2 separate regions of the Homo sapiens genome follow, and region 1 is linked to region 2. The links are chromatin contacts, found by Hi-C or POLR2A ChIA-PET in ENCODE. All regions are on one chromosome and are shown on one strand. Each heading gives the region's core, a stretch centred on a gene start or an enhancer-like site at or near the end of the contact. The rest is flanking DNA. Distances are from core to core; before and after follow the strand shown.

Region 1 (3,605 bases), core at 348-2,847, 210 kb after region 2:
ATTTTAAAGTAGAGCATCAGTGGTGCACACCACACAATGGTTAGAAAAGTGGAGTCAGTGAAGACGTTGTGTTAAAGGAGCTGGGTGCCAGCCATACACAGAGTAGGGGGGCATTTATTTCCGTGTGTGTTTATAGATGTAAATGTATTTTTAAAATATCTGCAAGAAAACAGCACACTGACCTCTTGTTACCGCATGAAGTTTTCATTACCTTCTTTAAGAAAAGGACAATTAAATATGAATACAGAGTCTTGGAGCAGCTTGCATAAATGAGCTACTGACCCTGAAGCTTCAGCTTCTATTAGCTTCTTTCTGCCTCTGTGTGACCTTGGACAATTTACTTAACCCATTTGCTTTGGCTTTGTCATCTGTAAAATGGGGCTAATTATAGTAATCTACCTCACAGAGTGATTATGAGACACAGCCGTCTTGGAACCTTGGCTGCTAAGTTCTCAGGAAATGTTGGCTGTTATTATTTTTCATATATTATTTGTGAATTTAAAAAAATTGTAAAGGGATTGGGGGAAAGAAAACTGGTGAAAAGGAAAAGAAATTGGGAAAGACTCAGAAATAATAGCAGTTTTCACTCACAGTGAACTGGTGAGTGGCAAGCTAGACTCCTTTCACCCTGGGAGGAGGTGTTGGGGTAGCTGGGCTAGAGGCCAAGCCTAGCCAATACATATCTGTTAAGGTTCCCTGGGACCTTTCCAGCAGCACACCCTACTTCCTGTGGACAAATCTCTCATGTTCACACTGGAGGGGGATCGCTGGTACAGCCCCTCTCCTCTGTCTCTTGTTGCAGGAGGAGGATGAGGAGCTCTTAAAACCCCTGATCCTAGTCCCAGCCTCTTTGGGCAGGGTCTTGGGAGCATGCAAGTAGAGTCAGGAATTAGAAAGTTAGCAGGGCCAGGCCGGGCGCAGTCGCTCACTCCTGTAATCCCAGCACTTTGGGAGGCAGAGGCGGGCGGATCACGAGGTCAGGAGATCGAGACCATCCTGGCTAACACAGTGAAACCCTGTCTCTACTAAAAATACAAAAAATTAGCTGGGCGTGGTGGTGGGCGCCTGTAGTCCCTGCTACTCGGGAGGCTGAGGCAGGAGAATGGCCTGAACCCGGGAGGCGGAGCTTACAGTGAGCCGAGATTGTGCCACTGCACCCCAGCCTGGGCGACAGAGCGAGACTCCGTCTCAAAAACAAAACAAAACAAAAACAACAACAACAAAAAAGAAAATTAGCAGGGCCAGAGGGAACTCAGATTTAGCAGGCACCCACCGAGTGCCCAGCATTGGGTCAGATGTGTTTAATCTCCACACTCTTCTTTCCAGGAAGGTATCATCATTGTTTGACAGATGTGAAACTGAGACCCAGAGAGGTTAAATAACTTGCCTTATGTACCACAGCTAGAAAGAAGCAACCACAGATGTTTGAACTCAGAGTTCTGACTCCCTTTACTATCTCAGCCGAATGTATGAGAAAAATAAACTTTTAAGTGACTCAAACTGCCCAAAGGGGTTAGCTTTGGGAGATGAGGGTGTTCCATAGTGGAAAAGATGTGTTGGTGATCTGTTGCTGCATAAAAATTACCCCACAGCTCAGCAGCTTAAAACAGCAAACATTTGGCCAGGTGCAGTGGCTCCAGGAAGTTTAGACTGCAGTAAGCTGTGATTGTACCACTGCATTCCAGCCTGGGCAACAGAGCGAGACACTGTCTCAAAACAAACAAACAAAAAAAAACCCAACAACAATCATTTATTATTGTGAGATCACACAATTTCTGAGGGTCAGAAATCCAAGAACAGCTTGAAGAGGTCTCATCTAGCTCAGGGTCTGTCATGAGGCTGCAGTCAAGATGTCAGCTGGGCATGGAGGATCTACTCCCAAACTTACTTCACATATCTGTTGGTCAGAGGCCTCTGTTTCTCCACTGGTCTGATCATGACCTGGCAGCTGGCTTCCCCTAGAGCAAGTGATCAGAAAGAGACAAAGAAAGAGAGGGACAGAGAAAATAAGCAGGAAGCTGCAGTGCCTGTTATGGGCCAGCCTCCTCTGAAGTTGCACGCCATCATTTCCAGTTTATTATATTAGTTGGAAGGTAGCCCAGCCTACATTCAAAAGGAGGGGTTTCAGACTTCATTTCCTGAAGGGAAGGGTATCAAAGAACTGTAGGCATTTCAAAAATCACAACAGAGCCGGGCGCGGTGGCTCACGCCTGTAATCCCAGAACTTTGGGAGGCTAAGGCGGGTGGATCACAAGGTCAGGAGATCGAGACCATCCTGGCTAACACAGTGAAACCCGGTCTGTACTAAAAATATAAAAAATTAGCCGGGCATGGTGGTGAGTGCCTGTAGTCCCAGCTATTTGGGAGGCTGAGGCAGGAGAATCGCAGGAACCCGGAAGGCAGAGGTTGCAGTGAGCCGAGATTGCGCCACTGCACTTTAGCCTGGGTGACAGAATGAGACTCCGTCTCAAAAAAAAAAAATCGCAACAGAAGGCGAGTGTTTGGGAGGCAAATTTAGGAGGAGACGGAAGAAGGAATCAACATATTGAAGCAAACACGTGGAAAGAACACTGACCTTGAATCAGGAGAGCTAGGTTTATTTCCCGGCATACAGCAAGCACTTAATAGATGTTTAAGTGAATGCATGATTGACAATTTTTCTGAGATTGTTTTCACAGACGTAACAGCAGTTACCACCCCACATGCTCTCCTGAGGATTGAGTGGGATTATGGGTATCAGAGCTCTCTGTAAATGTAATAGTGCTGGTTGATGATGCCTGGAAGTGAATGTGGTCTGGGAGACAGGGAGAGGGCTCTGCCATACAAGAGCCTCTGCCCAGGCCAGGCATCTCTTCTGTCAGACTGAGTCCCAGGCCCTGGGGTAGTGCTCTGATTCCAGCTCTCCTTCTCAGCTCTCTATCTCACCCTCGGTCCAACCTCCTCACCATGGCTCAGCTCTAGGTATTGCTTTTCTCCTTCAGCCAGTCAGGACAGGACCCAGGAGACTTACCATTGGCCAAGCCTCTTGCCTGCAGGCCACTCTACCTCTTGTGCTGGCTCTGGCCCCACAGATGGGGAATGGGGGTTTGCATTGCAGACCCAGTGAGTGATGCCATTTGAGGACAAGAACCATTAATCTTGCATGAAATTCAATTGCTCTCCTAGCAGATAGGCCAAGTCACCGGAGTCCTGAGAGGAAGAGGGGTGTGTGGGGCCTAGAATGAATGAGGAGTGGTGTCTGTGGAAGGGGAAAGGAGAGGAGAGGCAAAAGCATCCATGGGACCTCCTTCTCGTTCTCCTTAAGACGGGATGCTGCCAGTAGTTCCCCTATCTTCCTTCCAGACTCTAGAGGCAAGTGCAGCGAAAAGCCACTCACCTGGGCAACATTAGTGTTCCCAGGAGAGCTCCTATTCCTGAAAGACTTCCCAAGAGCCTGCTGTGATGCCCAGAATCCTCCATTATTGCTTCCCCCCTTAGGATCAGTTTTGTCCTCTGAAGATAAGGTCCCTCCAAAATGGGAATTGGTCAAAACAAAATAATCCGGATGCTTGAGAACGTTGGGATGGGAGGAAGATATAGAGCTGATAAAGTGAGGAATCATTATC
Region 2 (4,034 bases), core at 128-2,627:
CATTTCTCATATCTACTTTCTCTCGATTTATTGATAGATAGGTATACATTGTTTTAATTTTATGGGTACATAGTAGGTGTATATATGTATGGGGTACATGAAATGTTTTGATACAGGCATGCAATATGAAATAAGCATTCATGGAGAATGGAGTATCCATCCCCTCAAGCAAGGATAAACCTTTGAGTTACAAACAATCCAATTACACTCTTTAAAGGTGTACATTTTTTTTTTTTTTGAGACGGAGTCTCACTCTGTCGCCCAGGCTGGAGTGGAGTGGCACGATCTTGGCTCACTGCAGCCTCCACCTCCCAAGTTCAAGCCATTCTCCTGCCTCAGCCTCCCGAGTAGCTGGGATCACAGGCACATGCCACCATGCCTGGCTAATTTTTGTATTTTTAGTAGAGACGGAGTTTCACCAGGTTGGCCAGGCTGGTCTTGAACACCTGATCTCAGGTGATCCGCCCATCTCGGCCTCTCAAAGTGCTGGGATTACAGGTGCGAGCCATCGCGCCTGGCCTAGAGGTGTACATTTTTTAACAGAACCATTCAAAAGGAGGTTGTGGGGATCATGACACTTCCATGCTACAGCATTAATCTCCTAAGAATAAGGATACACTCCCACATACCATGACACTCTGTTCACACCTAAAAAAATTTACATTTATTCCAGAATATCATCTAATCTCCAGTCCGTGCTTACATGTCCCCAATTGTCCCCAAAACATCTTTTATAGATTTTTTTAAAATTTTGTTTAAATGCCATATCCAATCGATATGGCAATCAAATGCAAATCCATATTGCATTTGGTTATGTCTCTTAGTCTTTTTGCATAAGGGGGGCCTCTCTTTAGGATGCAAAATCTTTATCATCTCTTCTTTTCCACTTGGGGACTTGGGCTGAAAATCAGGAGTGGCTGGAACACGCCCATTTACTGTTTGGTTTTGCAGGTTGTTGGAGGGTACTACAGAAGAACATCCCTCTGGAGAGGGGCCGTGAGCCTGGTTGGCCTAGACTGAGTGCCCTGGCAGAGCTCTTCCTCATGTGTGCAGTGGGAAAGAAGCCCAGATCAGTCCAAAGGCCTAACCCCCACTCCCAGACCCTACCCTACTCTTCAGAGAAATAGGCTCCCTACCCTGAACCCTAAAGACAGCTGTACCTTCATCCCCAGGGACCCAGCACCCCTTCTGGCCTATCCCCAAAGAGTCACCCTGGGTCTTAGGTAGTAGGTGGAGCTGAGGGATAATGGCCCAAGGCCAAGAGTTGATCCTTCCAACTTTGTTCAGTGATCCAGCTTTCATATCAGGTGATCAGGACAACCAGGCCAATCTGATAGGGGGCGGTGTTTATAAAAAGGCCACTCACCTAGAGCCAGAAGCTCCACACCAGCCATTACAACCCTGCCAATCTCAAGCACCTGCCTCTACAGGTACCTTTCTTGGGACCAATTTACAATCTCTGGGATCCCCAACTATAGAACCTGGAAGCTAGTGGGGACAGAAAGACGGGGAGCCTGGGCTAGGTGTAGGGGTCCTGAGTTCCGGGCTTTGCTACCCAGCTCTTGACTTCTGTTTCCCGATTTTAAATGAGCAGTTTGGACTAAGCCATTTTTAAGGAGAGCGATGGGGAGGGCTTCCCCCTTAGCACAAGGGCAGCCCTGGCCCTGGCTGAAGCCCAACCCCAACCTCCAAGACTGTGAGAGGATGGGGACTCATCCCTGGAGGAGGTGCCCCTCCTGGTATTGATAAAGAATGCCCTGGGGAGGGGGCATCACAGGCTATTTGAACCAGCCCTGGGACCTTGGCCACCTCAGTGTCACTGGGTAGGGGGAACTCCTGGTCCCTTGGGTATATGGAAGGTATCAGCAGAAAGCCAGCACTGGCAGGGACTCTTTGGTACAATACCCAGCATGCATGCTGTGCCAGGGGCTGACAAGGGTGCTGTCCTTGGCTTCCCCATTTTGGAGTGGTCACTTGCCTCTACTCCAGCCCCAGAAGTGGAAACTGAGATGATGTGTGGAGGAGAGAGCCAGCGTTCATGTTGGGAATCTTGAGGCTCCTTTCCAGCTCTCAGATTCTGTGATGCTCAAAGGGTGAGCTCTGTGGGCCCAGGACGCATGGTAGATGGAGCTTAGTCTTTCTGGTATCCAGCTGGGAGCCAAGCACAGAACACGCATCAGTGTTTATCAAATGACTGAGGAAATGAATGAATGAATGTCTCCATCTCAACCCTCAGCCTGGTCCCTCCTTTTTTCCCTGCAGTTGGTACAGATGGCATTGTCCCAGTCTGTTCCCTTCTCGGCCACAGAGCTTCTCCTGGCCTCTGCCATCTTCTGCCTGGTATTCTGGGTGCTCAAGGGTTTGAGGCCTCGGGTCCCCAAAGGCCTGAAAAGTCCACCAGAGCCATGGGGCTGGCCCTTGCTCGGGCATGTGCTGACCCTGGGGAAGAACCCGCACCTGGCACTGTCAAGGATGAGCCAGCGCTACGGGGACGTCCTGCAGATCCGCATTGGCTCCACGCCCGTGCTGGTGCTGAGCCGCCTGGACACCATCCGGCAGGCCCTGGTGCGGCAGGGCGACGATTTCAAGGGCCGGCCTGACCTCTACACCTCCACCCTCATCACTGATGGCCAGAGCTTGACCTTCAGCACAGACTCTGGACCGGTGTGGGCTGCCCGCCGGCGCCTGGCCCAGAATGCCCTCAACACCTTCTCCATCGCCTCTGACCCAGCTTCCTCATCCTCCTGCTACCTGGAGGAGCATGTGAGCAAGGAGGCTAAGGCCCTGATCAGCAGGTTGCAGGAGCTGATGGCAGGGCCTGGGCACTTCGACCCTTACAATCAGGTGGTGGTGTCAGTGGCCAACGTCATTGGTGCCATGTGCTTCGGACAGCACTTCCCTGAGAGTAGCGATGAGATGCTCAGCCTCGTGAAGAACACTCATGAGTTCGTGGAGACTGCCTCCTCCGGGAACCCCCTGGACTTCTTCCCCATCCTTCGCTACCTGCCTAACCCTGCCCTGCAGAGGTTCAAGGCCTTCAACCAGAGGTTCCTGTGGTTCCTGCAGAAAACAGTCCAGGAGCACTATCAGGACTTTGACAAGGTGAGCCCGGGGTGCAGGTGGCAAGGGGCACCTTGCAGGGCCTGGGTGCAGCCCCTCCCTCCCAGCTCCAGCATGCCCACACAGCTGCTGTGTTGCCAAGGCCTAGGAAGGCTCTGGACACCTCAGACCAGCTGTGTGACCTGGAGCCGACTCTTCCCCTTCTCTGGGCCTCAGTTTCCTCATCCTTGAAGCCCCCTTCTCAGGGCTCCTCAAAGCCCCCAAGAAAAAAGCCCTGGAAATGGGGCCCTAGCAGAGTCCTGCAATGTGGGGGGCCTATGAGTGAGAAAGCTTTCATTCTGCAGAAACCTAAACCCCAACAGAGGCTAATCCCCAGCTCTGGTGTCACGTTGCTTCCCTGTGTTCACACTAACCTTTTCCTTCTTTGAAATTGGACCCCTGGTGTTATTGGGAGGAAGGGTCAATGGGGCATAAAATGACACTTTAAGCCATACCCAGGGCTGCTACCAGCTCCTGCTGCAAGCTGCAACCCCCTGCCTAGAGACCAAGTTGGGAGGATAGGGGGGTACCCAGCCACCAGGTACAGGCCAGGGGAGTGGAGCAACGTTCAGCCTTTGACCTTGGAAGTGCCAGAGGTGCCCCTAAGCTTGTGCCCCCTCAGAACAGTGTCCGGGACATCACGGGTGCCCTGTTCAAGCACAGCAAGAAGGGGCCTAGAGCCAGCGGCAACCTCATCCCACAGGAGAAGATTGTCAACCTTGTCAATGACATCTTTGGAGCAGGTAGGAACCAGAACCTTGCCCCTCCATCCAACAATGCCTGCTGTTCACCCACAGCCTTGCCCAGCCCCTCAGTCCATGAAATAACCCACCAACCCTACACCAGATGGTACAACATACTGAGATCTGGCTTGGGATCAGGGTTTGAGCCTGGGCTATGCCACCAATTCCCAGTGGAGAAACAGCAAAGTCCTT

What was found. Hi-C counts contacts between places; a loop is a spot of excess contacts on that map. ChIA-PET counts read pairs that join two places held with the same protein, here RNA polymerase II (POLR2A).
Region 1: a map of OCI-LY7 shows a loop between it and region 2 (5-fold over the local background). The contact joins the enhancer-like site here to the promoter of CYP1A2 in region 2. A Hi-C loop is called at or near these places in 1 of 168 maps with a recorded cell type or tissue (OCI-LY7). POLR2A ChIA-PET finds 5 or more read pairs at or near these places in 2 of 52 experiments (H1 and activated CD4-positive, alpha-beta T cell).

What each region holds. Positions count from the first base shown.
Region 1 is chr15:74,959,799-74,963,403 of GRCh38, forward strand. No RefSeq gene overlaps it. Among named protein-coding and RNA genes, the nearest start is that of RPP25, 4.8 kb to the left of the region's middle. Within about 2 kb of position 1,598, at least 3 of the 41 ENCODE cell types and tissues checked have a DNase peak (open chromatin) inside an H3K27ac peak, as active enhancers do.
Region 2 is chr15:74,747,468-74,751,501 of GRCh38, forward strand. CYP1A2 (cytochrome P450 family 1 subfamily A member 2) reads left to right here and starts at 1,378. Exons shown (of 7, transcript NM_000761.5): 1 at 1,378-1,430; 2 at 2,263-3,102; 3 at 3,722-3,842. The coding sequence starts at 2,272. RefSeq lists a cis regulatory region at 1-47 and promoters at 1-1,468, 1,134-2,271.